Regions from separate parts of the Homo sapiens genome. Here region 2 is linked to region 1. The links are chromatin loops, found by intact Hi-C in ENCODE. Cell type or tissue: Caco-2. All regions are shown on one strand. Each heading gives the region's core, and the rest is flanking DNA. Links, peaks and the distances in the headings are about the cores only.

The links. A loop is a pair of places that touch in the nucleus more often than their neighbours do. Peaks named below come from ENCODE experiments on the same cell type or tissue, not always from the same donor. Only the 100,000 strongest peaks of a DNase experiment are listed, where the experiment ranks them.
Region 2: it touches region 1 in a loop (6-fold over the local background); 1 of 110 quality-filtered maps calls a loop at or near these places.

Annotation. Positions count from the first base shown.
Region 1 is chr4:134,612,918-134,629,063 of GRCh38, reverse strand. All of the region lies in intron 2 of LOC105377436 (a long non-coding RNA gene), which reads right to left. Among named protein-coding and RNA genes, the nearest start is that of LINC02462, 200 kb to the right of the region's middle. RefSeq lists enhancers at 1,378-1,878, 1,879-2,379, 4,244-4,982. In Caco-2, for the core only: no CTCF peak of the experiment used is centred there; no DNase peak of the experiment used is centred there.
Region 2 is chr4:134,739,091-134,755,236 of GRCh38, reverse strand. No RefSeq gene overlaps it. Among named protein-coding and RNA genes, the nearest start is that of LINC02462, 320 kb to the right of the region's middle. In Caco-2, for the core only: no CTCF peak of the experiment used is centred there; a DNase peak (open chromatin) is centred at 7,656.

The DNA.
Region 1 (16,146 bases), core at 4,058-9,057:
ATATCTGTCTATAGAAATTTTTCACAGCAGTTGTCTAGCTCAAAGTCTATATTTATGAAAATTTTCCTCAGTTTAGTTAACAGAAATTAAATTAATTGATGTTTACACTCCCCATGGAACATTTTTCATGGTTACATCTCATGAAATAGTGGACACAACAAATATTTCCATAAGGGCAAAGGAAAGAATAATTCAATTGAGAATTGTATTCCTCCATTGAATATAAGCTTCTGAAGGCATAAAGTATAGCTGACACGGATTCGCTCCCCTTCCAGACTGGTATTTTTACATACGCCATCCCTTAAGACAGTGAGTAGTGTCACAAGAAATCTGAGATGATAGTTTGTTGATTGTTCTCTGCCTGTTTTCTAGACTCTTGTTAGAGGTCTGAAATGGCTGCTCTTTTTTTGTTTCTTTGTATTAATCTCTATTAACCCCACTCCATTCCAAAGTAAATAAAGTTAGTATTTTTTTTCTTTTTAAACTAGCAGTGGTACATACGAAAACCTACCTGGCACATAAATATATAAGAAATATTTTCATTTACAGTTACCACAAAAACCCAGGTTCAGTTTAATAATTTATGAAAGTTATAAACATGAGATCAAACTTTGCTTATACTTTTCCTTCCAGGTTTTCACTAAAAAGCCATAATATTGTTTAGGAGTCATAAAAGTCTTTAATTTATATATCACAGCCTGCTTTTATTTGGTCTAGGGATCTACATAACACACATGTTATGCATTCCCCAATTGCTGATGCCAACATGATGACAAGAATGCTGAGATTAATTACTTTAATGCTGGCCTAACTCAGCTATTCTAAAGGTCAGATGAAGGCTTGCTAAAAAGAAACCAAAACTCTATGGATCAGCTTAACTACTGCAAACTACTGTGATAAATTAGGATTTGTGCATAATTTATTCTTTTTTTAAAAAAAAGTCTACACTGTTAAAGAGTTTCAATTTATTAGACTAATTTGTGTACTTTGGAAGGAGACCAGCTCCCATCATCCTATTGGACATTTGATTTAGGATTTTTACCATCAGCACTATTCCTGCTATATGAAGAGGGTGTTACAGTAGGTAGCTAGTCAGGCATGAGCAGGGAAGGAGAGCACCTTGCCACCACACCGCTCACTGCTCTCCCACCAGGAATGTCAGGAAACCATCAGGTGATAGTTAGGCAGTTGTCACACTGCCTCTCTGAAATAATAATTGTGTTGCAGGACTTCTCCCTTAGTTGAGCTAAAGACAGGGTTCTTTGTCTCACTGCCACAAAAATTCAGGCAAGCAGACAATTTAAATGGTGAGTAAGATAGGTTTTTACTGGGTGAAAATGAAGAAAAGGGGAAAACAGGGACTCTCGCTAGGCCAGAGTGCCCTGCTAGAGTCCTTCCTACCTGCAGTTCAAATTCCAGGTTCCAATTCTAGGTTCCACATAGAAAGAGGCCGGGCCAGGCTCCTCCCTGCTTCAAAGGGCAGGAACTTCCTGAGACTCCACCTCAGTGTGCAGGCTGGTTGAAGTTTCTCCAGGGTCTCCCCTCCCACCTGGCTGTCTCAACTGGTTACAGCTGGTGTCAGGGAAAGGCAGTTTCCCGATAGATAGAAACACCTGAAACTGGTGTAGCTTCCCAGTAAGTAGCTTCCCAATAAGATCTCAGGAGTTGGGTAAGTAAGCTCAAGCATGTGCATTAAGAGGAAAAATGGTGGAATTTAGCTGGTATGTGACCTTCCAGGGACATTCCACCGCTAAGGGAAGAATGCCTCAAGTGAGCATGCATACAACATACAAAACCCCAAGTCGGCTGGGCGCGGTGGCTCATGCCTGTGATCCCAGAACTTTGGGAGGCTGAGGCGGGCGGATCACGAGGTCAGGAGATCGAGACCACCCTGGCTAACACAGTGAAACCCCGTCTCAACTAAAAATACAAAAAAAATTAGCTGGGCATGGTGGCACACGCCTGTGGTCCCAGCTACTCGGGAGGCTGAGGCAGGAGAGTGGTGTGAACCCAGGAGGCAGAGCTTGCAGTGAGCCGAGATCACGCCACTGCACTCCAGACTGGGCAACAGAGCAAGACTCCGTCTCAAAAACAAAACAAAACAAAACAAAAGAAAACAAAACAAAACAAAAACTAGTCAGAAGGTCAAACCAGGCACTTGACTCACTAAAATTGCCTGCTTTGCCCTCTTCCAAGTGTACTTTCCTTCCTTTTATTCCTGCTGTAATGGTTTTTAATAAACTTTCACTCCAACTCTTAAAACCTGCCTCAGTCTCTCCTTCTGCTTTATGCCCTTCAGTGGAATTCTTTCTTCTGAGGAGGCAAGAAGTGATGTTGCTGCAGACCGATACGGATTCACCATTGTAAACAAGGGCAGATATGGGTTTTCACTTATAAGAGTCTGATGCTGAAATCTCTAATATAATACTCTTGAGAGATTTAGCTGAAATAATTTTGGTATGACAAAAAGATTGGTCTATAAAGAAGGGCATTTTCTAAGTCCAAGATTAGCTATAAACTATTAACTATAAACTGAAGTTTATAGGTAAAAAAATAAGTTTATAGCTTAAGAACACAAAAATCACGAGTGACTAATTCTCCTACTCATAGAATGGGGTCATCAGCCATGTGTTACCTTTCTCTACCGAAATAACATGAGGGTCCTCTCCTCTCTTAGGATTTCTAAATTTACTGTAACAATGCTAGCATTTTTGTTGAAAGCAAATGAACTCATAACTTAACGTATAGTATAAGATAAACTTAATAGCTTGGGCATGATGCATATTAAGGTGGTATATGCTTCACTTCTATATTCCTACATTTCTGCCTAGTATTCCTAGCTAATATCTATTTTCTCAAAAGGTATCCCTGTAGTGAACAACCTAAGAGGTAAGCTCTGCGTTGGATTTTGCTTTTCCACATACCTGAATCTGTTCCTAAATTGAATGTTTTCTGTAAGAGATGTGTCAAGGTTTTAGTCTGTAAACTGATACTTAAGGCAATTACTTCCATCAATTAGGATGCATCCAAAATTAATTATTATATTAAACTCTCATGTGATACACAATATCTGCTGCCACAGATGCAGTGTCCCTTTGCCTGTCTGGGATTAGGCAAAGATAAAAAAAAAAAATCTGAAAATGGTGTTCAGACTCAGGAACACTGTTATGAATAGATTTCACCTCCACGATTAATTATTTAAAAATAAAACGACTGGAGATGGTAGAGCTGGATAAGAAAGCAAGGAAAAAAATGAGTGCATCTTTTATTCAGTAAGAATTATTAACAAACATCCAGAAAAGCTGAGATCCCAAGAAAAGTAAAATTATGCTCAGGAGAGTTCCTCAGATTCATTATTCTATATTCAAAAAACAGACTCCTCTGATGTAACTTTATGTTACTTTCATACAAATTGATTTCTTTGGTAAACCAAAAATAAAATTCTCAGCCCTTCAGCCAACTGAATGGATCCCTCCTCTTCACCAATGGCATTCTAAGTAAACCTGAAACACTAGTTCAGGCCATGATGGAAATGGGTGGTCAGACACGTCTCATCATATCTTCCTTCTTTTGGAATTCAGGCATGGCTGGCCTGCATTAACATTAAAACAGAGACGTTAAATCTTTAAGTCTGATTTATTTATTTTCTCTGAAGCCTGCTACCTGGAGGCTTCATCTGCATAATAAGAGCCTTGGTCTCCACAATCCCTTATTTATTTATTTATTTATTTATTTATTTATTTATTTATTTATTTATTATTTTTATTTTTATTTTTTTTGAGACAGAGTCTCGCTCTGTCGCCCAGGCTGGAGTGCAGTGGTGCGATCTCAGCTCACTGCAACCTCTGCCTCCCGCACAACCCCTTATTTTAACCCAGATACTTCTTTCTATTGATTACAGTTTGTTAGATAAACATTTTCAACCAATTGCCAATCAGAAAATCTTTGAATCCACCTATGCCCTGAAATCCATCCTGAACATTCCCCCACTTTTAGTCGACCTTCCTTTCCAGACTGAACCAATATACATCTTACATGTGTTAATTCATGTCTTATGCCTCTCTAAAATGTAAGAAATCAGGCCCTAGCCTGACCACCTTAGGCACATATCAGGACCTCCTGAGACTATGTCACAGGCATGTCCTTAACTTTTAGTCAAAATAAGCTTCCAACTTGATTGAGACTTAGATACTTTTTGGTTTACACTTTGAGCACACACACAAACACACACAAATTATATTTGTAGTGCAAATAAAGAAGTGATCCTCAAGACCTAAAGTTTCTTTTTCATTTTCCTTTTCTTCCCCCCAAAGCAAAGTTTCTATAGCCTCTTGCCCACGGAAAACAGCAAGACAAAGCATCTGCTGTCAAGACTGAGTGACAATTTGTAATAATTAGCATCAGGAACAATAGACCACTTTTTAAACTCCTACTCAGAGTGCTTAGCAAAGTATTCAAAGTCATTTAAAGTGTTTGAGAGCTAATAAGGACTAAAGAACTTGCAAGTGTTATGCACAGAGGCAATGAGCACTGCAGTCATTATACCACTGTAATTCCAACCAAAACAATCTCCCAAACAGTTGCACAGGAATTTAATGGTAACTCACTTTGAGGAGGAAGGTTCTTAAGTGTAGCCTTGAGCAGTAAACCTTTGGAAGGAAGATTAGTAGACAATTTTTGGCCTCATAGTCATAACCTTTATGGGTGATTCTACCTGAAATTTGGCTTCTGCCTAGCTGTATCTCAGATCCCTTGGAACACCTGTGTGCCTGAGATTTGCTGCAAGGGTGCTATTGCCATTTTCAGGAGAAGACTTATGCCAGCTGCTTTGCAATTGGTAAGGGATCTATTTGAGACAGAAAGAAGTCTAGGAAATAACTGAGAAGGAGAAAGCATATAAAGTAACTTAGGAGTCATGCTTTTCATGTCACATAGATGGGATTTTCTTTCCCTGGGTTGTCTTTTTGAATTCCTCCTTGAAATAGCAGCAATGCAGAATTCTGAGGAAACAACACCTGTTCCGACCCCAGGGCAGGCTTTTGGGCAGTAATCCTTTTGGATACCAATTTATTCAAGTCTGCTAAATAATTAGTGAGTCAACTTTCCTAGTTGATTTCCATTCCTATGGGCAATACTGAGTCTTTTCTAATTTGAATCATTTTATAAGATAATTCTAGAATATAGTTTCCAACAAATGAGATTCCACTTTACCTTAACTGAATAATGAAATTCTCTGTGTTAAAGTTTTAATAAATATTTTTAAAATTATTCTTTAATTAGAGAAAAATCCCCAAAATGTATGTATTTGTATTATGTGAGGCAAATTATTATTTTAAACATGGAAAACAAAAAAATATAATTTAAGTCCCTTCTGAAATCTAGCAGCATATTCTTTTTAGGACAATACTTACAATATTATTATTTATTTCACACGTTTTATTATTTTAATGTAAACATCTAGAAAGTAAAAATGACTCATAAATGACAGGTATTTGTAGATTTCCTGTGCATTAGTTCATCGAAAACAACCTTGGCACAAATGGTACAGTTAATAAACATGTTTCAGAGCTGTGTATAATTTAATTCTAGAATTAAGCAATTAGGTAACTTGCATGTATGAATATATAAAGATTAATATATACATATGTTATTTACAACTATGTGTGACTATTAAGTGTCATGTAAACTGAGTCCTTTTGAGGGGAGGTGCCAGCTGGGCTTCCTGGGTGGAGTAGGGGCTCAGAAACTCAGTCATTTCCTGCATCAGGACTTCCTTCTGTCCTGGATGAATAATATTGAAGATATATGCTTAAAATATTCCTAACACCAGGATTTGTGCATGTGTTTTCTTCCCCAAGAAAGCTATAAACAGCGAAAATTTTGCTGTAAGTTTCCCTGTTTCCTGTCTCCCTCTCTTCCCCCTCCCTGAAACTAAAGTAAAAGGAATGTTAACTGCCGGTTTTCTGTGACCAGCAGACCTTATCTATACCCCCAATTCCAATTCCTTGTAAACATACTTTGTAAAGTCCTGTAAGATCCTGTCTCCTTTGCCATGCCACTGCAAGGTCATAAAGTAGATAAAACCTAAGTTGCAATTCCGGTTTTCCTCAAAATCTAAGACATGTCACAAAATAATTTACTGCCTTCATTTCTTGCTCTGGTAACATCTTTCTGCCGCACGTATTTCCCGCCTTAAAGAGTTTAAAAGGCGATCACCCAAGTCCAGCAGTGGCTACCCCGTTCAGGACCCCTTTCACGCTGTGGAAGCTTTGTACTTTCACTCTGCTCAATAAAGCCTACAGCTTTTTCTCGCTCTTTGTTCGTGTCTCTATCACAGCCACCACACCAATTCTTTGGCGTGGCTAGGCAAGAACCTTAGGCATTACACTTTGGAAGTATCTGACATATAAACATTACATTGTTCCATATATTAGACACATACAAATAATTTAAAACTTTATTTCTTCTGTATTATATCTAAAAAAAATAATTATTAAATAAATGAGATCCCACAAAATAGGGCCTTGAGACAGGGCCTTGCCCTGTCACCCAAACTGGATGGCAGTAGTGCAATCACAGCTCATTGCAGCCTTGATTCCCATGCCCAAGAGATCCTCCCACCTGAGCCCCACAAGTAGCTGGGACCACATGCTCATATGACCATGCCTGGTTAATTTTTAGAAAAAAATTTTTGTAGAGATACTGTCTCCCTATGTTGCTCAGGCTGGTCTCAAATGCTTGAGCTGAAGTGATCCTTCCATCTCAGCCTCCCAAAATGCTGGGATTACAAATGTGGGCCATATCGCCCTGTAGCAGGACAAGCCGCAGACAAAACCTCTCAGATACCCAGTTGTAGAAGGAAGGGCTTTATTCAGCTGGGAGCATCGGCAAGCTACTGCCTTAAAATCCGAGCTCCCCGAGTGCACAATTTCTGTCCCTTTTAAGAGCTCGCAACACTAAAGATTTCACATGAAAGGGTCGTCATTGATTTGAGCAAGCAGGGGGTATGTGACAGGGGCTGCATGCACTGGTGGTCAGACCGAAACAGAACAGGGCAGGGAGTTTCACAGTGTTCTTCTATACAATGTCTGGAATCTATGAATAACATTGGTTTCTAAGTTATGAGTTGATTTTTAACTACTGGATTTAGTCCAGGCAGGCCCAGGCCTGGTTTCGGGCCTGGCGTCAGGCTGCCTGTCTTTGGTTTTACTTCCTTGTTGTTTTTTCTTAAAACAAGTACTGAGTATAAAACAATATAAAATAATATGAGAGGGTCTTTCTCTTCCTTCAGCCCAGCCTATATTTTATATTTTTACAGTGCTAAAATGCTGATATTTAATAATAATAATAAATGGTATTGCTATGTAGAAAGAAAATTAGATTTGGATGAGAATTAAACATTTTAAACATTTCACCTGAAATTATAATCTATTATTGGATGCCTTTTTTAACATACATAGTCTCAAATATACCTAATACTATTACATTGCAAAAATTAAAGTTCATGGAAATTGTTTTAATGTACATTTTAGTATAACCCTCATTGTATTATTATTATTATTTTTAAAGTGAGCATTCCTTTTAAAATAAAAAATATACATATACAAAATTAGCAATTAAACTTTTCTGACTGTTCAGACCATACATAACCAGTGAGTTTTCTCAGTCATGATCATATGTGAAAACAGCATTAACATAATAAACCAAAATACTATTCTGAAATGTACTTGCAAAAAACCATAATATTTTTTACTATAGTTAATGTTGAAGCTAGTCTGCTGTTTAATTTATTTTTAAACTAAGTTGTTTTGAGAATGACCTGGAGAGATATCTGGATAATTTAGTAATTTCTTGTATTATACAAAATAGTCATATTACGTATAACTTAACAATATGTCATCTAGTTGTAGAGATGATATTTCTGGAGTTCACACCTTGTATATTTTGTCTGACAATATACAGTAACTTGGCATTTGTTACAGTTTGAGTATGTCCCCTAAAAATTATGTGTTAAAAACACAATCCCAATGCAAGAGGGATGGGAGATAAGCCTAATGAGAGGCCTTTAGGTCATGAGCAATCCACCCTCATGAATGGATTACTGCTGATTATAAAAGGGCTTGAGGTTGCAATTTCAATCTCTTGTTCACTCTGTTCCTCTCTTGTCCTTTTGTCTTATGACACGGGATGACACACCACAAAGGCCTTCCCTGGTAGTACTTCATGAAGATGTGGACACCATGCTTTTGGACATCCCAGCCTCCAGAACAATGAGCCAAATAAATTTCTCTTCATTATAAATTACCCAGTCTGTAGTGTTCTGTTACAGCTTCACAAAACAAACTAAAACAGCATTGTTTTTTTTTTTTTTGAGTAATCTTAGCTAATTCTTACTAGGATAAAAGAAACAATGTTGTCCTAATTTCAAACATGGATATCATTGTTTGAGATAAAAAGCTTTTTTTATGAATTTAATTCCATCATAATCTTAGTAGTAGCTAAAAATTAGTAAAGTATGTGTATTTTGTCTGCATAATGCAACCTAAATGTATATTTAATATAACGTAAATGTTTAATGTAATGTAATGTAAAATAATATATTTTCTTCTAATTCACTACATAATGAAAAAATGGATAAATTTACAAACTATAATTGCCATACAATTTGATTTACAAGAATTTCTTTTATATCAAGACCTTATAATGGTAATGCCACTTACCTTTTGATCAACTCTCCATCATTATTTTTCATTCACTTAAGTGACTACATCCTTCAGTGATTTGGAGGCCTGCAGCCACTTGAAGTGTATTCTCAGAGGGTTCAAAATATAACATTAGATTTCTGTTTCACTTTGATATTTTATTTCATGGCAGCTATAACAAATAACCTAAGATGTTTCTTCTGTGATAAGGTAATATTAATTCCCAGCAACAGATGTGGATTTCTCAGTTTTTCTGCCAGGTACAATTTGGAAAATACAGTTGCTATATTTATTCACAATTTTACTTTTGCTCTTTTGACTCAACCTGGCTATATAACTAGAGATAGTATACACCGTTGACTAAAATTATTTTTGAATAAGACTGTTTAGAAGGCACTTTTAAATATTTGTTTTGTTTATTTGCTATTGTGTTTCACTTCCTAACATTCCTTTCATCAACAATATGATACGTTAGAAATATTTACATAAACACCTTTGAGAGTTGTGGTCAATTGCAAAGTTTAGAATAAACAGTCAACAAAAGACTGCCATTATGTCAGATATCAATTGAAAATTCACGGGACAAGGTACACAACACTACCCCTGTATTTGATTTCACTAGAAAGACTCACGGAACTCATTTAAAGCTGTTATACTTTTACTTGTGGTTACAGCTCATTACAGAAAAAGAATACGGATTAAAATCTGCCAGGAGATGAAGTATGATACCTAGGTCAGAATCCAGCAAAGGTACCAAACGTGAAGCTCCTATTGCCCTCAACCTGGGGGAGTGGCAAATTTATTAGCTTCTGGGCATTAATATGTAACCATATGCATGAAGTATTCTTAACTAGAAAAGCTTTCAAGTCTTTGATGTCCAGAATTTTCAATAGGGTTCAATCACTTACCACTGCTGTGGCTCACATTTAGTCTTCAGCCCTTTCTGGAGGTTGGACTGACATTTTTACTTTCCAGGCACTTTTGGAGGCAGAACTGAAAACTTGTGGCCCAAAGATTCCATCATAGAACACTTTTAGACTTGATAGTGGCCAAAGCTCCCAAGCAAAGACATTCCCATCAGGAAGGATATTCCAGTGGCCTAGAGATCACTAACCAAGAAACTAAAGATGAAGGCCAGACCTATCTATCATTTGGTAAAGTTAATTCTTCACTATGCAAAAGTTAAAATTACTAAACCTGAAACAGGCACATTGAATTCAGCAAATGTATGAAGCATTGAGTTTTTTTCATCTGTTTTTGAGACGGAATTTCATTCTTGTTGGCCATGGTGGAGTGCAATGGCACAATCTTGGCTCACTGCAACCTCTGCCTCCCAGGTTCAAGCAATCCTCCTGCCTCAGCCTCCCAAGTAGCTGGGATTACAGGCATGCACCACCACTCCTGGCTAATTTTTTGTATTTTTAGTAGAGATGGGTTTTCTCCATGTTGGTCAGGCTGGTCTCGAACTCCCAAACTCATGTGATCCACCCACCTTGGCCTCACAAAGTGCCGGGATTACAGGTGTGAGCCACTGCCCCCAGCCACCATTTTTTTTTTATTTTGCATTTCTAAAAATTTCTGTGGCTTAACACAGAACTATAGTAAAATCATGATATAATTCAGGGATGCTACCTTGCATATTATTCAAAACTTTCAGTATGAATTTAGAAAGTCCTGGTTTTGCATTTCAATTCAGTTATTAAGCATGAAACACAAGAAAATACAGAACAGAAAGTGTTTTCCATCCCTGTTTCCAAATCAGCCCCTTATATTAAAGTGAAATTCTCATGGGTGCATTGCTTCAGTATCACTTCATGAGGATACATATCTATGTATGTTAGACATAGGTAAGTGGTGTGTGTGTGTGTGTGTGTGTGTGTGTGTGTGTGTGTGTGTATTTCGCCCTCAACCAGATGCACAAGGAAGAGTAAAGCAAAAGCAGACTTTCTTCTCCAACTCTCTTCTCTCTATTTTCCCATTTGCCCTTTCTCTAAACAGAACCTCTTTCTTTTATATTTACTAGAGTAAATTGACTGGCAAATGAGAGCCTTATTCCCATTATCCACACAAAACTCATAATCAATAAATGAATAGCAAACAAATTTGAGTACATGATGATAAAAGTATATCATCTCAAACAAAAAGAACTCCTAAAATATAAGACAGAAATATTCTATAAAAATTTGGTAGACCGTTAATATAAAATTTACAAAAGAAGAAATACAAAAATGATAAAACAACATTTTCAGCTACACTAATAGGTAGAGAAATACAAATTGCAGTGACAATAATTTTATATTTTTGCAAAATAGATTTACAGGAACATCACTTTTTCTTTTTTTTTTTTTTTTTTTTGAGACACAGTCTCGCTCTGTCGCTGCAGTGGCACAATTGCTGCCACTGCAACCCCCGCCTCCTGGGTTCAAGAGATTCTCCGTCACAGCCTCCCGGGTGGCTGGGACTACAGATGCCCGCCACCATGCCCAGCTAATTTTTTTTGTATTTTACTAGAGATGGGGTTTCACCATGTTGGCCAGGCTGGTGTCGAACTCCTGACCTCAGGTGATCCACCTGCCTCTGCCTTCCAAAGTGCTGGGATTACAGGCATGAGCCACTGCTCACTGCCTCCAGGAACATTCTTAAGCACATTTATTGGGATGAGATCAGGGACCATATTTAAATCCCTTTTTGGTATATGCTCAATGGCTACCATGTTAGCTTGCAGGTAATAGACACTCAATGCATATTTATTCAATAGATTTTAGAGTATAATTCTAGATTGAATGTATTTTGCTTATAATTAAAACAAGTTCATAAGCTTTGATCATTGACTGAATGGAATGTAGTCTTGACAGTTTTTATTAAATTTGAAAAGCTCACTCTGGACATATTTCTGAATGTAAGTCCAGTTTATTTCTATGTTGTAGATTGTACTAAATTATCAAATAGGAGGAATGTAATTTGGACACCACAGCAGTAAAGCTGCTTTCAAAATCTTTCTATAGTAACTAATTCCTGACGTATATAAAATCATGTATGCACATGTGTGTATATAAGTATGTGTGTATGTATTTACTACCTATTTGTGATTCTCATAATTACATGGCAAAATTCTTAGAGTTGATTATGAATATATTATGAAAAAATTAAGAAAGCCTACTCTAAAACATTAAGTAATATAGTCAAGACTAGAAACATTTATTAAATATGGAGATGAAAATAAAATTCAGTCTTCTGACTCTCAGCCCATTACTCTCCTTCTACAGTACTAGACATCTTCTCTTTCTAATTGGACTCTTGGAAACCCTAAATTTATCTTCCTATGTACAAAGTAACATGGAGAAATATTATAATACTACAAACAAAGCAGAAAAAAACTATTTTTGCATATATAAATTTCTAACTCTTTTAAATCTAGTACTTGTAAACACTAATTTCATACCTAATGTAGAAGATGAAAAAGGGAAAAAACAACTCTTAAAAATGGTTTTCCTCTTTTTCTGGCTAGGTTGTTGCTTCTGTAGTTTAGTTCCCTTTCAGCACTATCAGTCTCTTTTAAAGTAGCAGCACATCTGTGTCTAATACATCCCTTTCAAGGACTGTTATTCTCTTTTGGATAATTGTTTTTCTAACATTATTAGGGCTTTCTAGGCTTTAAGTTTTCACAATATATACTACAAGATAATTTGAACTAAAAAGAGAATAGCATGTAGAAAATTGTTGTCTTCCCTCAGTTTTAAAACAGAATTAACCTTAAAACTGAAAGTTATTTATTTAAGCGTTAATTAAATAGCTAAATCAACTTAGCTTATACAAGGCTCAAAAATTTCTGTTGTCTGGAGAACGTTCATCTTTTCCAAAGTTTCACTCACTGTTCCACTAATGATTTAAATTTTAGATTCAAACGTATTAGAAACTATAGTTCTAATAAGTATGAAGGTCATCTCTGTTTCTCCTAAAAATAAAGGCTTACTAAGACCAAATAGCCTAGATTTATAAGTAGGCAAATGTGGGTACTTTTGTCTCTGTTTGTTACTTATCTATTAATAAGTTACCAAATAATTTATCATTATAAATATTACAATCTTATAATTATCATAATCATCACCATTATTCTATTACTTTCCCCAGTTTATTACATATATTAGATAGCGTATATGGTTTTATACTTTTAAAATTAGAATAATAAAATTCAATCTCCCCAAATCATATTTTAGAAGAATAAAAGTTTTGTATATTTTTTATTAATAACAGGTACACCTTTTCAAATTTTTGACACAGAATGACACATTTTGGCAAATACGTTCTGCTGCTTATTCCTAAGAACAAATAATATTTTTCTTGGTAAAATTTCACTGAGAATGCATGATCTCATAATATTCATTATTAAAAAGAACTATGAAGAATATTAAAAACTGAGACTATTTTTCTGACCTATATGTTTAATTTCATTTGCAGGTATTATGAAATAAAATATATTAATTCAATATTTGAGTTGCATTGTTTGATAACTTTAAGTCAACAAAATATTTTATAGTGAAATATTTTATAATTATACAATCACCAAAGTAAAATAATTATTTAAAAAATGTTAAGAAATTATCAAAGCACCTTGTTAAACATGTATTCTAATTTCAATTCACTTGAATTTATGTCCTACTATCTAAATTCCCTGTTGAACTCAGTCAATAGGGCTAGCAAAATGCAAAATTTTTACATCTTCATGCAAAATATGCACTGATTCTCAGCTTTTTCCTCAAGGCTAAGCATTCACAGACAGTCATTGACTACATTTCTCTCTACAGTGTAGTTATGTTGACAGTGATATAGATCAACAAATTATTTTTTATAATTCAAGATGTTCAGGGTAAATTCAATCTCTGTTGATTTCATAGAACTTGAACAACTTCCTCTCTCTCTCTCTCTCTCTCTCCTCTCCCTAAGACTGCATCTGTGTACTCAGATATGTGTGTGTTATCAACCCATGCTATTGATTTTCTCTTCTCTTCTTGATGTAGTTACTGTATCCTGATGACCTAATAAAAATTTGTTTAAGAAAACTATGTAAAATTAGTTCATTAAGACATTATATGAGGTCATAACATACATTATCCAGAATAAAAAGAGAGAGGAAGTCTACGCTGTAATCAGCTAGAGAGGATGTACACAGACACACAAACACACACACATGCATGTGCACGAGCCTAACAAGAATCTAAAATGCTATTGAAATAATCTATAATGACATTTAAATTTGAAGTAGGATACCAAATGACTTTTGTATTAAAGTAAAATATTGTTGTATCTCCCAATTTGACATTTATGTCTAAGCTATATCCCCTTAGACAAGTAGAAAAGATCTAATAAATAAAGTAATAAAGAAAATAGGAAAAGTAGTCTATATTCCTAACATCTTAAAGAGACATCACTCATTTTTTAAATTAATGGTAGCTAAAAAATAGTGATTATAAATCTCTTTCAAGGCTTGTTACAAGAATAGCAGTAAATATACTGTTAAAATCTACATTATTCTCTTTTTAAAAATAATCTGTTTCGAGATTATGTCAATTTTTTTAATATCATAAACAAACATTGTGTTATGAAAGTAATGAAACAATGTAATAATGGTTTTGTTTGATAGTGCACTTGAGGAAAGAGGCCGTTATCTATTGGAAACAAAATTAGTTTGTAAATTCATTCTGAGAATGAATTTGTGTTAACAGTTTATTGGTGACAGTTATTTGAAAGTAATGATTCAAACACAATGCAGATAAATTTTTTATCTTATAAAATTTTAATAAGAATACTTTTGTTGGAAGTTTAATAAAACTTTCATCAAAGATAAAAATATTCCCCTGAAAGCATTTCAGTCATTTTATACAAATTACAATTTGGTTAATCAAAATGAACAGCGAAAGAAATACTGTGTGTTATAATTTTTAGGATATAATGACTTTATTAGTATAAGCATGCCAAGTAATTCTATGAGTATATTAAAACTTTGTTAAATTTCCTAAATGATCTTAATTAGGTTTATTATCATTCTAAAACATAAAAAAGATATAGTGATAACTAAAAGTGTCAATAAATAAAGAAAAAGTTTGGAACGGTTACTGATTAATATTATGTTTGTGTTTTATTTTACAAAATTATAATTAGTGTGTAAACTAGATTTATGGATGTTTTGAAATAGATCAAAATGAGATGAGCAAAATTCTAAAAGAATTTAAAAACATTAAGGCAGTGTTTACATGTGTGATATTATTTGATGATTATGAGTAGAGAATTCTGTTAAGTTAAAAAAATAGAAGTTTCATTTAGATATTCAACCTTTGAGATAATAACCATAAGTAGTATATTAATAAATGTATTAAAATACTCAAACTTATTGTCATTTAATAATTAGTCAAATGTAAGGTAACTTTTAGTAGTTATAAAAATATACATTTTTCTTTTATTTATTTGTACTGTAGGATATTTTAAAATATTCATTTAAAAATGCTTATTCTTTAAAATAAAAATAGAAATTTAGCCATTCTGAATTTAAATGTTTAAGAAATAAAATATTATAAACATATCAAATGATTTAAGGATTAGAAATAAGCAAACATTATCTATACAAAAAAGGAACATTTAAAGAGCTTATAATTTACTAGCTCTATATTCAATAGATTATAAGATTCCAGTGTATGCAGTTACTTACACAATTACAGACATAAAATAAAGCATTGAAATATTTTCCTTAAAAAAGTAATAAATTATGCTGGTTTTAGTCTGTATAATTTATAAAACAACCTTTGCTAACCAGTGGTCAAGTATGTTCCAAATATTATAGCTATTGACATTACTATCTATTGTTATTATCATTGTTAATTAGAAAACAGCAATCAATGTCTATTATACTAGAAAGTAGTTATTCTATTTACTTGATAAATAAGAATGTTAATATAGTTCATCAAATAAGTGCTTTTTCTTTAATTATCTTTATATATAATTTTTAACTTATGTAAATCTCATTTGAAGCCATGATATAATATGTTGAAATGTTCTAAAATGAAAAGTAACACAATTTCAAAATATAAGTAAAAAGATAGTTTACAGTTACATAAAATTTCTAAGAATTACATTATATATTTATTAATAAATGTATATATAAATAACATTGCAAATAATCCATCTAAATGTGAATAAGAATTTCTCTACTGTAGAAATATAATTTTAAAAATCATACATATATCTATTTTCAACAACTAACAGAGTAAGTTACTTACTAACCTCTTCTAGATTTTTTTTGTAAAAATAGAGAATAGGTAGAATCAGGCATTCTGTGATTTTTTCATCTCGTGTGGCTCATCAATGTATAACCGCAATGGTCTTGTTTTGTTTGGTGCTTTATAAGCATCTGGATGGATCTGAGGAAAATACTACAACTTTCACAGGCACA
Region 2 (16,146 bases), core at 5,068-10,067, 130 kb before region 1:
AATAACTTATTGCATTGCAGTAAACAATGGTGCCCAAATATGCTAAAGTAATTCATGTTGCATTTAAAAATGTAGTTTAAAGAAAAAATTACATTGATTTGAGCATATTAGAAAAATGACTATAAATATTCAAAAAGATATTCATTCACATAGAGCTAAAATTTTAGCATATTTTAAATATTCAGGGATGTAACAAAGTTTATATTGTTTCGGTTTTCTCCTCACTGTACTCTTCACATCAAAATTACCAACCTAACAACGCGTATAGATGTGTAGAGTGAGTTTTTCTCATAATTTTAGAACCAACAGTATCTTTAACTGTCACAAGAAGGGTTCTGCCAGAGTGTTTTAGTTGATTCTTATCCTCTATAGAGATATGTTGAAAGAATGCCAAGTAACGTCTCTCAAATTGGTTGTTGCATTCAATTTCTCTAGGAGAAAGTGCATAGAAACAAGATCCATCATCACATTGCCATTACTGCTCCGTTTTTGGGTAATCTCAACCAAAAGGAGACTGTAGACTATCAACTATTAAATTGCATCCACTGGCAGTTTGTGATATTTAAAAATAAAAAGCATGTGCTATGTTTCTTGTACTTATTTTCAGAGTATTTGAATTTTTGACATGGTTAGTTGTCAAATTTGTGAGCATTAAAATCACTTTAAAAGTTAAAAAGCAAGAAAAGTCATTATTCAAGCCCCAGAGAAATACCTCAGCTGACTAAGGATTGGGCATTTTGCCATCATGACAGATGGGTAAGAGTGTCAGCCACCAAGAGACATGTACATGTCAAGTGTGAATATTGATATCAGGATCTAAGAAGACTACTTCACTAGTGCCCTGTTATGATATGATACCCATACGGAACCCTCACATGCCAAAAACTATTATCAACCTATCAAACTGACTTCCTTCGAAAAATTAAGCAGTCTTTGAGATGATGTAAATGAAAGGATAATCATATCACTTTGATTAGTTGACATACAAATAACATGAAATTGTATATTAAAAGTCTGTACCTCTCTTTTCATTTTAAATGAAACTCCCATTTTGACAGATTTTTCATCCTCAGTTATTTTTTAAGTTAAGCACTTATTAGATATTGCAAATGTCACACTGGTAAAATCTTTAGGACTTTAAACAAAAAAAAAGTCTACTTGTCAGCTTTCTCATTAAATGGACTCAATGTGCGATTAAGGATATTATTTTTCACTTTTGATATGAGCACAATTCAATTGGTTATATCATTGCAATTCACATTATTCTTTCCCTTATCACATGTAAATGTATTCAGGATGCATTTGGTGGTGTGAAAAAGAAAAAAAAGGATAAAATGACATATAATTGTCAGTATAATAAAATGGATCTCCTTAACCAATTAATATTTTTTTGTTTCACATTTCAAATATAATTTTAGTTGGCATCTTATGTCTAAGCATATATATCTCACTACTAAATCATGAATAGGTCCACAATTAAACTAACTCTAAAATCTATCATAAGTCCTTATCAAGTCGATTCCTATGTGTTCATTTTTCATGGTTGTAATTTCTTAGACTCTCATAGGCCTAGAAAATTTTCAAAGCCAGTAAACAGCAACTAAATTTTGTATCAAGCTCAAGTGTAGGGATAGTTTTAAATTACTAAGTCAGCATTTATTTTCACTCAGGGATCTATTCATATGAGCTCCAAAATTCAACATGCTCACCAACCAAGTAAAGTTTGATTGTACCAGCTTTCCACACTTTTATGTTCCACCCAATGTCAGTGCAACTGTCTGATCACATCTGTTTATGAAAAACAAGCACCAACATTAATGTATGCATTAAGAAAACCAGGCAATTGTTAAACCTCTACAATCCAAGCATTTCTTTATTTCTATTTTTTTATTTTTTTGGTCATTAATATCATCTTTCAACACACCAAAATTTCTCTTAGTATTTATTTTGATTTGGTAATTACCTTTCACAATAAAATTAATTGATATAAATTATATTAGTCTGATTAATTTCTCTCCTTATTTCCCTATATTTATGCATTCCTTAATTCAATATAAAGTTATTTAATTCATAGAAGGTTAGGCACACTCATGGATACTAGAAACGCATCTGCAAGCAAAAGAAAGATCTTTGCCCTTATAAAGCTTATATTCTAACAGTAAGAGAAGGTAATAAAGTCATATGTTAAATTTTTAAATGTGGAATTAGATGGAGTATAGCCATCAATGAGAACAGCATTTTAGCAAATAATGATTTCTTCTTATTTTTTCATCCCTTTATGCCCCTTTGATACATTTTTGGATCATTCAGCAACTAATTATTTGCCTACATAAATCATGCCATCTCTCTCTCTCTCTCCCTCATTACCATTAGATTTTCATTTTTTTCACAATGTCTTATTCCCATTGCATGCAAACTATATATGCAAATGCTTATTTCCTTCTATGTAACAGCCATGTACACTTCATTTCTTATGAAATATGTTCTGCCCATCTTTTTATTTAGTTGTTGGTCTTTTATTTGTTACTACCACTTTTTTTAATCATAATATTAGCCCCCTGTTGTATGCCTTGCAAACTTTTTCCAGTTTGTTTTTAAAATTTATTTTCTTTCCAGTAATGTCATTGCTATGCATATAATTTTACTTTTCATGTTGTCATGTATATCAATCTGTTTCATTTGAATGTTTGTAAATGTATCTCTTGCTAAATATAGCCCTCCAAAGGCTGATAGATTGTTCTAATAATTTAGCGATTTCATTTTTATGTTTGTCTGATGCAGCTGAAATTTTTTTACCACACAGAGGAAGGTGAGAACCACGTTATTGACCTGGTAAATTTACACACCAGGTTGTCAAGCATTTTTTCAACAACGATATTTTGCAATTTTCTCCTAAATGTTTTGAAATTCTACCTTAACAATACATTTCCATTATGTATGTAGGTATCATTCTAAACTCGTCACTCTTTTTTCCCCGACTTTCTTGCCTGCAACCTATGTGCACAGTAACATACAGTTTTAATTACTGTTGTTCTACAATGTTTCTTAATAATGCGTGGAGGAGAAAATCTCTGCTTGGGGATATTTTTAATGAAAATTTGCTGGAACTTCTTGTACATTAACATGATGATATGAACTTTCTTTAGGTGTAATTTTCACGCAATAAAGTGCACATCTTTGGCATAGAGCTTGATGAGTTTTAGCTGATTTGTACAGCCCTATAACGACCATCAAAATCAAGATATAGAACACTGAAGTTACCACCAGAGTTTCTTTACGTTTCTTCTCTGTCATCCTGCCAATGCCAGGAGCACCACTGATCACCATTGTCACCGTAAACTAAATTTGTTTCCTCTAGAATTTCATATGATTGAAATTATACAGTTTACACTGTTTTGTTTCTGGCTACTTATATTCCACATAATGTTATGTATATATAATCACCAATCCACATGGTTGTGTGTATCTATAGTTTATTCCTTTTTGGATTAAGTAGTATTATATTACATGACTACATCAAAATTACATAAACTTTCATGTTGATGAAAAATTACTGGAATGTACTGTAATTATATGTTTAATTTGGTAATAAACTATCAAACAATTCTCCAGCAGTGCACAGTTTCACATTCACATCAACCATGGATGAGTGTTTCAGTTACTCTATATCATGGCCAGAGATTTTCAGTTTGTTAATATCAGCCATTTCTGTGAATATGTAGTGGTAGTTTCTTGTTTTAATTTGCATTTCCCTAGTAATTTAAAATGTTTCACAGATTTATGTCAATATTACCCATTTTGGAGATTTTCTTTTGTGAGATGTCTTTTCAAATTGTTTTCCTATCTTGATTTGGTAATCATAAGCATTCTTCTTTTATTTTTGATATTAATAAGAATATTAGCCACACCCTAAATTTAATATTGGGGCATGAGGTCTGTAGATCATAATCTTCTTCAACTGTCAATGTTTTGTCTATCTGAGTTTTTTTTTTGGTGTCTGTATTTTATGTATTTGAACTTCACTATCATTTTATCATTTTGTTTTATTAGTAAGTAAGCTTTTTATTGAATTTTTGGTGGTGGTGATGTTTATTTTTTAATTCTGAGAAGTACTTTTTATTACTATACATATTTCATTGTAAAATTCACAAGTGTAAAAAATGGTTCTAAAGACAGTAAACTTTAATGACCACAGCATGTACCAGTCATATAATTTCGAGCAAATTATGTCACCCGTTCTTAGTTTCTTAGCTTTTTCTTCAATTAAATAAGATGGAAAACACGGCTTACATCATGTGATTGTTGCCAAGATTGAATAAGTATTTTTGCAAAGGATTTGAAAGACTATAATAGTATCAAATAGTCATTTATTGTTTTAGGATTTGTCATGGATTGCTTGGTAGGAATAGCTCAAACTACAATTGTTGAGTTTTATTTTGTTTGCACCACTCTTGTATTGCTTTGCCCATTATCTTTTTAAAATTTTTTCTGATTCACTATTCTTTATATTTTTAATATAAGATGTTATTAGATTTTCCTTTGTGAGAAAATCTTTTGTATCAATATATCAGTTTATTATTACATTTACATTTATTGCTTCATCAGGTATACTTTTCTCGACTCTTCCTTAGCTTAGTTTACATCCTGCTTTTCTTTAAAATACTTAAAAAAAAACTTCTTATTTGATCTATGACCTTTATTTTTCTTGTTATAGATTATCATGTTATTTCTGATCTACCAGAAGTTTTATAGCCAGACTTTAATATATTTTCTTGTATATACAATTTTAACTTTATACAATATACTGAATATACTGTAGACCATTTCCGTTTCCTCCTTTCTTTTGGTTATAATGACTTTGTATATATCTAACTTTTCATACCTCCAACATTTTTTCTTCTTAACTAATCACATTTGTCTTTTTATATTATGTTCTTGGATATTTTTATGGCTGTTTTTACATTTTAAATGTTTTTATACATCTATCTGTTGATTTATCAAATTTAAGTAATATTTTTTCTCACTACAAAAGAAATAGAAATCAATATATTTGAAATGCTTTCAATATCTTTACACTTCTTAATTTTCTAAATTTGCAGTATTGTTCCATTTCTATGTAGTCACAGTTTATGATACATTTAATTGAACTCCGTGTGCACTGTCGATTGTCTAGATATGGAATCATATTATTTGAGAAGAGAAATAGCTTGACTTTCTCCCTTCTTATTTGGAAACCTTTTATTTCTCTCTCTTACTTGATCATTCCAACTACGACTTCCAGTACTGAACCAACCCAAATGTCCAACAATGATAGACTGAAATAAGAAAATGTGGCACATACACACCATGGAATACTGTGCAGCCATAAAAAATGATGAGTTCATGTCCTTTGTAGGGACATGGATGAAGCTGGAAACCATCATTCTCAGCAAACTATTGCAAGGACAAAAAACCAAACACCACACGTTCTTACTCATAGGTGGGAACTGAACAATGAGAACACATGGACACAGGAAGGGGAACATCACACACCGGGGCCTGTTGTGGGGTAGGGGGAGGTGGGAGGGATAGCATTAGGAGATATACTTAATGCTAAATGACGAGTTAATGGGTGCAGCACACCAACATGGCACATGTATACATATGTAACAAACCTGCACGTTGTGCACATGTACCCTAAAACTTAAAGTATAATAATAATAATAATGATAATAATAATAATAATGAATAAATAAAATGAAAAAAAAAAGAAAAGGAGTGGTGGGGGTGGGCATTCTTGTCTTGTTCCAGTTCTCAAGGTTAATGCTTCCAGCGTTTGCCCATTCAGTATGATGTTGGCAGTGGGTTTTTCATATATGGCTCTTGTTACTTTGGTGTATTTTCCTTCAATGCCTAATTTGTTGAGCGTTTTTAATATAAATGGTGTTGAATTTTACTGATGGCCTTTTCTGCAGCTAGTGAGATGATTGTGTAGTTTTTGTTGTTAATTTTGCTTATATGGTAAATCACATTTATTTATTCACATATGTTGAACTAGCCTTGCATCCCAGGTATAATGCCTAATTGATTGTGGTGAATTAGCTTTTTGATGTGCTGCTGGATTCAGTTTGCTAATATTTTGTTGAGGATTTTTGTGTCTATGTTCATCAGAGATATTCTCCTGAAATTTTCTTTCTTTGCTTTGTCTCTGCCAGGCTTTGGTGTCAGAATGATTATGGCTTTGTAAAATGAGTTACAGAGGAGTCCCTCTTCCTCGATATTTTGAAATAATTTGAGTAGGATTGATACTAGTTCCTCTTTGTATGTCTGGTTGAATTCAGCTGTGAATCCATCTGGCTTAAGGCATTTTTTGGTTGGTAGGCTTTTTATTACTAATTCAATTTGGTGACGTGTTAGTGATCTGTTAAGTATTTTAATTTCTTCTTGTTTCAATGTTAGGAGGCGTGTGTTTCCAGGAATTTATCCGTTTTTTTCTAGGTTTTCCAGTTTATGTTAAGTAGAGGAGCTCATAACAGTCTCTGAGGTTTTTTTGTAATTCTGCAGGATTGATTGTAATGTCAACTTTGTCATTTCTGATTGTGTTTATTTGGATCTTCTCCCATTTTTTCTTTTTCAACCTAGTGAGTAGTCTATTAATCTTGTTTAATTTTTTGAAGAACCAACTTTCAGTTTCACTGATCTCTTGTATGGATTTTTATTTCTAAATATTCAGTTCAGCTCTGATTTTGGTTATTTATTTATTCTGCTACTTTTAGGGTTAGCTTGCTCTTGTTTTTCTAGTTCCTTAAGGTGCTACAATAGGTTGTTAACTGAGATCTCTCTAACTTGTTGATGTAGGCATTTATCGCTGTAAACCTTCCTGTTAATATGGCTTTAGCTGTGCCCCAAAGATTCTGTTATTTGCCTTTCTGTTTTCATTAGTTTCAAATAATTTTTTGATTTCTGCCTCAATTTCATTCTTTACACAAAGTCATTTAGGAGAAGATTATTTAACTTTAATGTAATTGTATGATTTTATAGCTCTCCTTGGTATTGATTCCTATTTTTATTGCACTGTGATCTGACAGTATGGTTGGTATGACTTTGATTTTTTTAAAATTCACTTTGTGTTGCTTCATGGCTGAGCATGTGTTGAACCTCAGAGTATGTGCCATGTGACAATGAGAAGAATGTATACTCTGTTGTTGTTGGGTGAATTTTTCTGTAGTTATCTATTAGGTCCAATCGGTCAAGTGTGGAGTTTAAGTCCAGAATACCTTTGTTAGTTTTCTGCCTCAGTATGGAGTGTTGAAGTCCCCGGGTATTATTGTGTGATTATCTGTCTCTTCATAGATCTATAAAACTTGATCCTTGTTGGTGTAAAGTGTTTCATTTGATATAATAATCATTACTCATTTTTGTTTTTTGTTTTTTGATAGATCTTTTTCCATCTCTTTATTTTGAGCCTATGGGTTGTCATTACTTGTAAGATGGATCTCTTGGAAATAGCAGACAGTGGGAGTTGGTTCTTTATCCAACTTGTCACTGTATGACTTTCTAGTGAGGCATTTAGACTATTTACATTTGTGGTCAATATTGATATGCAGGGGTCCGTCCCACAGACTGTGACCCAATGACGAATGAATAACATACACTGACACAGATATTCTGCCTGTCAGTCCAGCTAAGTGTCCGGGTCCCTCACAGACACCAAGGAAGGTGCTGTAAAGTGTAGCAGCCAAGGTCCATTCAGCCATCAAAGCTCACATTTATTCAGTATAGATTAAATGACAAACATCTTGAGTAAACTCCACTAGAGGGTAATTGACCTGGTTGCCGACCACCACCCCCGCCACCCCACCCCCACTCCCCCCCACCCCCACTCACCACCCAGTAGAGAGCAATTATGCACCCACGGTTGATCAAAGGTTGGTCTTAGCTTGAGTAAATAGGCTATTTAGATAAACTACTCTACATTCCTTTGTACCTACTTTAAGCTATTTACTCAAGGTAAGGATTAGGCTGCTTTCAGCCATAACCCTATCCTGAGACTTTTGCAAAACCTTCTGGCCTTCCAAGAAGATTTGTGTCTATATCCTATAACTTCATCTTAAAATTTTTCCCACCAACCTGACTGAACTCCCACATTGATAAGTGAGAATTTGATCCTGTCATCATTCTGTTAGTTGGTTGTTATGTAGACTTGATTGTATAGTTGCTTTACAGTACTAGGGTAGGTGCTTAAGTGTTCTTTTGTGGCAGCAGATACCATTCTTTCATTTCTATGTTAAAAACTCCCTTTAGTAGCTCTGGTAAGGCAGGTCACTTGGTTTTTGCTTGTCTGAAAAGGATTTTATTTCTCCTGTGCTTAAGAAGCTTAGCTTTGTAGGATATCAAATTATTGATTGGAATTTATTTCCTTCAAAGATGGTGAATGTAGACCCCCAATCACTTCTGGCTTGTAAGATTTCTGTTGAATGGTCCACTGTTAGTCTGATGGGGTTCCCTTTGTCAGTGAACTCTTCCTCTCTAGCTCCCTTAAAGATTTATTCTTTCATGTTGACCTTGGAGAATCTGATGATTAAGTGCCTTGGGGATGGTAATCTTGCATAGTATCTCACAAGAGTTCTCTGAATTTCTTGAATTTGCATGTCGAACTCTCTAGCAAAATTGGGAATATTTTCGTGGATTAGATCTTCAAATATATTTTCTAAGTTGGTTGTTTTGTCTCTGCTCTCTCTGAAATGCCAGTAAGTCATAGATTTTTGTCTCTTTATATAATCCCATGTTTCTCAAAGGTTTTGTTCATTTTCTTTAAAAAAATATTTTTTTTATTTCAATAGCTTTTGGGGGAACAGGTGGTGTTTGGTTACATGAATAAGTTATTTAGTAGTTATTTCTGAGATTTTGGTGCACCCATCACTGTACCCAATGTAGAGTCTTTTATCCTCCCCAACCCCGCCACCCTTTACCCTGAGTATGCAAAGTCCATTGTATCATTCTTATGCATTTGCATCCTCATAGCTTAGCTCCCACTTATAAAGTGGCGACATATGATGTTTAGTTTTCCATTCCTGAGTTACTTCACTTAGAATAATAGTTTCCAATTCCATCCAGGTTGCTGTGAATGCTATTATTTTGTTCCTTTTTATGGCTGAGTAGTATTCCATGGTGTATGTATACATATATAATCACATTTTCTTTATCCACATGTTGATTGATGGGCATTTAGACTGGTTCCATATTTTTGCAATTGTGAAAGGTGTTGCTATAAATATGCATGTGCAAGTATGTTTTCTGTACAATGACTTATTTTCTTCTGGGTAAATACTCAGGAGTGGCATTTCTGGATCAAATGGTAGATGTACTTTTATTTCTTTAAGGACTCTCCACACTTTTTCCATAGTGGTTGTACTAGTTTACATTCCCACCAGCAAGATTATAGTGTTCTCTTTTGATCACATCCATGCCAACATCTATTATTTTATTTTATTTTTTTATTATGGTCATTCTTGCAGGAGTGAGGTGGTATCACATTGTGGTTTTGTTTTGCATTTCCCTGATCATTAGTGATATTGAGCGTTTTTCATATGTTTGTTGGCCATTTGTATATTTTCTTTTTTTAAATAAAATTGTGGTTTATTTAAACAATGAAGCACATACAGCAGTGAAATGAATAATTTATTGTTACATGGGCCAACATGGATGAATCTCAGAAACATAATGTTAACTGAAAAAGCAAGTCATAAAAGAAAACATAAAATGATCTTTTATATGAAATTCAAAAACAGGCAAAACTAGGTATTATTTAAGGATACAAACATAGCTAAAAAGTTAAATAGAAGCAAGAAACTACAAAATTTAGGGCAGTGGTATTTTTGTATAGAGGAAGTGCTGTGTGTATTGGGAAAGGCTTCTAAGGTAATATGATATTGAGTACCTGGGTAGCTATGTCATTATTTTTTCCTCTTTTTTCCTGACACTATCCACATGGAAATAAATGTCATTATTTTAATTGCTTTTATATGTATAGCACCTTAAGTTTTTAAATTAAAGCTTTTTATTGAGGTGAGATTCACATAACCATAAAACTAATCATTTTATTTTTTTCCCATAAGTTATTGGGGGTACAGGTTGCATTTGGTTACATGAGTAAGTTCTTTAGCGGTGATTTGTGATATTTTGGTGCACCCTACCTTACTGCACCATATTTGTAGTCTTTTATCCCTCACCACCCTCCCACTCTCCCACCCAAGTCCCCAAAGTCCGTTGTATTGTCCTTATTCCTTTGCATCCTCATAGCTTAGCTGCCACATATCAGTGAAAACATACGATGTTTGATTTTCCATTCCTTAGTTACTTCACTTAGAATAATAGTCTCCAATCTCATCTGGGTCACTGCAAATGCTGTTAATTCATTCTTTGTTATGACTGCATAGTATTCCATTGTATATATATACCAAGGTTCCTTTATCCACTCATTGATTGATGGGCATATGGGTTGGTTCAATGATTTTCCTATTGTGAATTGTGCCACTATAAACATGGGTGTACAAGTATCTTTTTCAAATAATGACTTCTTTTCCTCTTGGTAAATACCCAGTATTGGGATTGCTGGATTAAGTGGTAGTTCCACTTTTAGTTTTTTAAGGAATCTCCACACTGTTTTTTATAGTGGCTGTACTAATTTACATTTCCACCAGCAGTGTAGAAGTGTTCCCTGATCACTGCATCCACGCCAACATCTACTGTTTTTTGATTTTTTGATTATGGCCATTCTTAAAGGAGTAAGGTGGTATCACATTGTGGTTTTGTTTTTTGTTTTTGTTTTTGTTTTTTTGAGGCAGAGTTTTGCTATTTTTGCCCAGGGTGGAGTGCAATCGCCTCCCGGGTTCAAACAATTCTCCTGCCTCAGCCTCCCCAGTAGCTGGGATTACAGGCATGTCCCACCACACCCGGCTAATTTTGTATTTTTAGTAGAGATGGGGTTTCATCATGTTGGCCAGGCTGGTCTCAAATTCCCAACCTCAGGTGATCCACCTGCCTCGGTCTCCCAAAGTGCTGGACTTACAGGCGTGAGCCACTGCTTCCGGTGCCACATTGTGGTTTTGATTTGCATTTCCCTGATCATTAGTGGTGTTGAGCATTTTTTTTATGTGTTTGTTGGCCATTTGTATATCTTCTTTTGCAGATTGTCTGTTCGTGTCCTTAGCCAACTTTTGGATGAGATGTTTTTTTTCTTACCGATTTGTTTGAGTTTGTTGTAGACTCTGGATATTAGTCCTTTCTCAGATGTATAGATTGTGAAGATTTTCTACCCTTCTTTGGGTTGTTTGTTTACTCTGCTGACTGCTGCTTTTGCCATGCAAAAGCTCTTTAGTTTAATTAGGTCCTAGCTTTTTACCTTTGTTTTTGTTGCATTTGCTTTTGGGTTCTTAGTCATGAAATCCTTGCCTAAGCCAATGTCTAGAAGGCTGTTTCCAATGTTATTGTCTAGAATTTTTATAGTTTCAAGTCTTAGGTTTCAGTCCTTAATCCATCTTGAGTTGATTTTTGTATATGGTGAGAGATGAGGGACCAGTTTCATTCTTCTACATGTGGCTAGCCAATTATCCTAGCACCATTTGTTGAAAAGAGTGTCCTTTTCCCACTTTATGTATTTGTTTGCTTTATCAAAGATCAATTGACTGTAAGTATTTAGGTTTATTTCTGGGTTCTCTATTCTGTTCCATTGGCCTATGTGCCTATTTTTATATCAGTATCATGCTATTTTGGTGACTATGGCCCTATGGGATAGTTTGAAATCAGATAATGTGATGCCTCCAGATTTTTTGTTTGTTTGTTTGTTTTTTTGTTTAGTCTTGCTTTGGCTATGCAGGCTCTTTTTTGGTTCCATATAAATTTTAGAATTGTTTTTCCTAATTCTGTGAAGAATGATGGTGGTATTTTGATGGGGATTGCATTGAATTTGTAGATTACTTTTGGCAGTTTAGTCATTTTCACAATATTGACTCTACCCATCCATGAGCATGGGATGTGTTTCCATTTGTTTGTGTCATCTATGATTTCTTTCAGCAGTGTTTTGTAGTTTCCCCTTGTAGAGGTCTTTCATCTCCTTGGTTAGGCATATTCCTAAGTATTTTAATTTTTTTGCAGCTATTGTGAAAGGGGTTGAGTTCTTGATGTGATTCTCAGCTTGGTCCTTGTTCTTATATAGAAGAGCTACTGATTTGTGTACATTAGTCTTGTATCCAGAAACTGCTGAATTTGTTTATCAGTTCTAAAAGCTTTCTGGAGGTGTCCTTAGGGTTTTCAAGGTAAACAATCATATCATCAGCAGACAGTGACACTTTGACTTCCTTTTTAATGATTTGGATGCCCTTTATTTCTTTCTCTTGTCTGATTGCTCTGGCTAGGACTTCCAGTACTATGTTGAAGAGGAGTGGTGAGAGTGGACATCCTTGTCTTGTTCCAGTTCTCAGAGGGAATGCTTTCAACTTTTCCCCATTTAGTATTATGTTGTCTGTGGGTTTGTCACAGGTGACTTTTATTACACTAAGTTATGTCCCTTGTATGTCTGTTTTGCTGAGAGTTTTAATCATAGAGCGATGCTGGATTTTGTCAAATGCTTTTTCCGCATCTATTGAGACTATCATGTGATTTTTGCTTTTAATTCTGTTTATGTGGTGTGTCACATTTACTGACTTGCATATGTTAAACCATCCCTGTATCCCTGGCATGAAACCCACTTGATCATGGTGGCTTATATTTTTGATATGTCATTGGATTTTGTGACTCAGCAGAGACAGCCATAATCATTCTAGGTACACAACTCCAGTTACCTAATGTGGGAATCTCACCCCCATCCCACACAGCAGCAGGAGCAAGACCAGCCCAAGGAGAGTCTGAGCTAAGACACGCTTAGCCCATATGGAGGAAAGATACAGTTGTTTTCAGACAAACAAGTGCTGAGAGAACTCACCATTACCATACCACCACTACAAGAACTGCTAAAAGGAGCTCTAAATATTGAAGCAAATCCTATAAACACATCAAAACAGAACCTCTTTAAAGCATAAATCACACAAGACCTATAAAATAAAATACATGTTAAAAAGCAAGAACAAAACAAAACAAAAAACAAAAAAAAAGTACACAGGCAACAAAAAGCATGATGAATGCAATAGTACCTCACATTTCATACTAACATTGCATGTAAATGGCCTAAATGCACGGCTAAAACTACAGAACTGCAGAATGGATAAAAGTTCACCAACCATCTGTTATCTTCAGGAGACTCACCTAACATGTAAGAACTCACATAAACTTAAAGTAAAGGGGTGGAAAAAGGCATTTCATACAAATGGACACCAAATGCAAGGAGAGGTAGCTATTCTTAGACAAAACAATTTTAAAAGCAACAGCAGTTAAAAGAGACAAAGAGGGACATTATATAATGGTAAAAGGCCTTGTCCAACAAGAAAAAATCACAATCATAAACATATATGCACGTAACACTGGAGCTCCCAAATTCATAAAACTATTACTAATAGACCTAAGAAATGAGATAGCAACACAATAATAGTGAGGGACTTCAATGCTCCACTGTATATTTTCTTTTGAGAATTGTTTATTCATGTCTTTAGCCTTTTTGATGGGATCGTTTGTCTTACTGATTTATTTGAGTTCTTTGTAGATTCTGGATATTAGTCCTTTGTTGGATATATAGACTGCAAAGATTTTCTCCCACTTTGTGGGTTATCTGTTTACCCTGCTGATTGTTTCTTTTGCTCACAGAAGCTTTTTAGTGTAATTAAACCCCATCTATTTGTTTTTGTTTTTGTTGAATTTGCTTTTGGGGTCTTGGTCATGAAGTCTTTGCCTAAGCCAATGTCTAGAACGGTTTTACCAATGTTATCTTCTATAATTTTTATGGTTTCAGATCTTAGATTTAAGCCTTTGATCCATCTTGACTTGACTTTTGTATAAGGTGAGAGATGAGGATCCAGTTTCATTCTTCTACATGTGGCTTGCCAGTTATCCCAGCAACATTTGTTGAATAGAGTATCCTTTCCTCACTTTACGTTTTTGTTTGCTTTGCTGAAGATCAGTTGGCTGTAAGCATTTGGCATTCTTTCTGGGTTTTCTATTATGTTCCGTTGGTCTATGTGCCTATTTTTATACCAGTACCATGCTGTTTTGGTGACTATGGGCTTATAGTTTGAAGCTGTGTAATTGGGTAATGTGATGCCTCCAGATTTATTCTTTTTGCTTAGTCTTGCTTTGGCTTTGCGGGTTCTTTTTTGGTTCCATATGAATTTTAGAAATGCTTTTTCTAATTTTGTGAAGAATTATGGCAGTATTTTTAAGGGGATTGCATTGAATTTGTAGATTGCTTTTGGCAGTATTGTCATTTCAAAATATTGATTCTACCCATCCATGGGCATGGGATGTGTTTCTATTTGTTTATGTCATCTATGATTTCTTTCAGCAGTGTTTTGTAGTTTTCCTTGTAGAGGTCTTTCCCCTCCTTGGTTAGGTATATTTCTAAACATTTCATTTTTTTGCAGCTATTGTAAAAAGGGTTGAGTTCTTGATTTGATTCTCAGCTTTGTCGTTGTTGATGTATAGCAGTGCTACTGATTTGTGTACATTAATTTTGTTTGAATTTGTTTATCAGTTCTAGGAGCTTTTTGGATGAGTTTTTAGGGTTTTCTTGGTATACAGTCATATCATCAGCAAACAGCAACAGTTTCACTTCCTCTTTACCTCTTTCTTTTTACAGTTTACTTCCTTTCTACCATCTGAATACATATATGGATGCCCTTTATTTCTTTCTCTTGTTTGATTGCTCTGGCAAGGACTTCCAGTACTATGTTAAATAGAAGGGTGAAAGTGGGTATCCTTGTCTTGTTTTTATCTTTTCCCTGTTCAGTATAAGGTTGACTGTGGGTTTGTCATAGATGGTTTATTACATTAAGGTGTGCTCCTTCTATGCTGATTTTGCCGAGGCTTTTTTTTTTTTTTTTTCTTCTTGAGATGGAGTTTCACTCTGTCACCAAGCTGGAGTGCAGTGGAGCTATCTCAGCTCACTGCAAGCTCCGCCTTCTGGGTTCACGCCATTCTCCTACCTCAGTCTCCTGAGTAGCTGGGACTACAGGTGCCTGCTAACACTCCTGGCTAATTTTTTGTATTTTTAATAGAGACGGGGTTTCACCATCTTAGCCAGGATGGTCTCCATCTCCTGACCTCATGATCCGCCTGCCTCGGCCACCCAAAGAGGCTTTTACTCATTAGGGGATGCTGGATTTTTGTCAAATGCTTTTTCTGTGTCTATTGAGATGATCATGTGATTTTTGTTTTTAATTCTGTTTATGTGGTGTAACACATTTATTGACTTGCGTATGTTAAACCATCCCTGCATCCCTGGTATGAAACACACTGGATCATGGTGGATTATCTTTTTGATATGCTGTTGGATTCAGTTAGCTAGTAGTTTGTTGAATATTTTTGCATCTACGTTCGTAATGGATATTGTTCTGTAATTTTGTTTTTTTTCCTTATATCTTTTCCTGGTTTGGGTATTAGGGTGATACTAGCTTCAGAGAATGATTTAGGGAGGATTCCCTCTTTCTCTATCATGTTGAATAGTGTCAAAAGGATTGGTACCAATTTTTTAAATGTCTGATAGAATTCAGCTGTGAATTCATCTGGTCCTGAACTTTTTTTTGTTAGCAATTTTTTAATTACCATTTCAATCTTGCTGCTCATTATTTTCTGTTCAGAGTTTTTATTTCTTCCTGGTTTAATCTATCAGAAATGTATTTATCTCCTCTAGGCATTTTAGTTTATGTGCATAAAGGTGTTCTTAGTAGCCTAGAATGATCTTTTGTATTTCTGTGGTATCAGTTTTAGTATCTCCCATTTCATTTCTAATTGAGCTTATTTGGGTCTTTTTTTCTTGGCTAATCTTCCTAATGGTATATCAATTTTATTTATCTTTTCAAACAGCTAGCTTTTTGTTTCATTTATCTTTTCTATTGTTTTGTATGTCCCAGCATCTGGGTCATCTCTCTAACCTCTCTCAGTGTATTCTCTCAGATGGTCTGTTTGGGTTATGCCAGTTACTAAGTATTCAGGTCTGTCTCGGTTGTAGAAGTTCTTCCT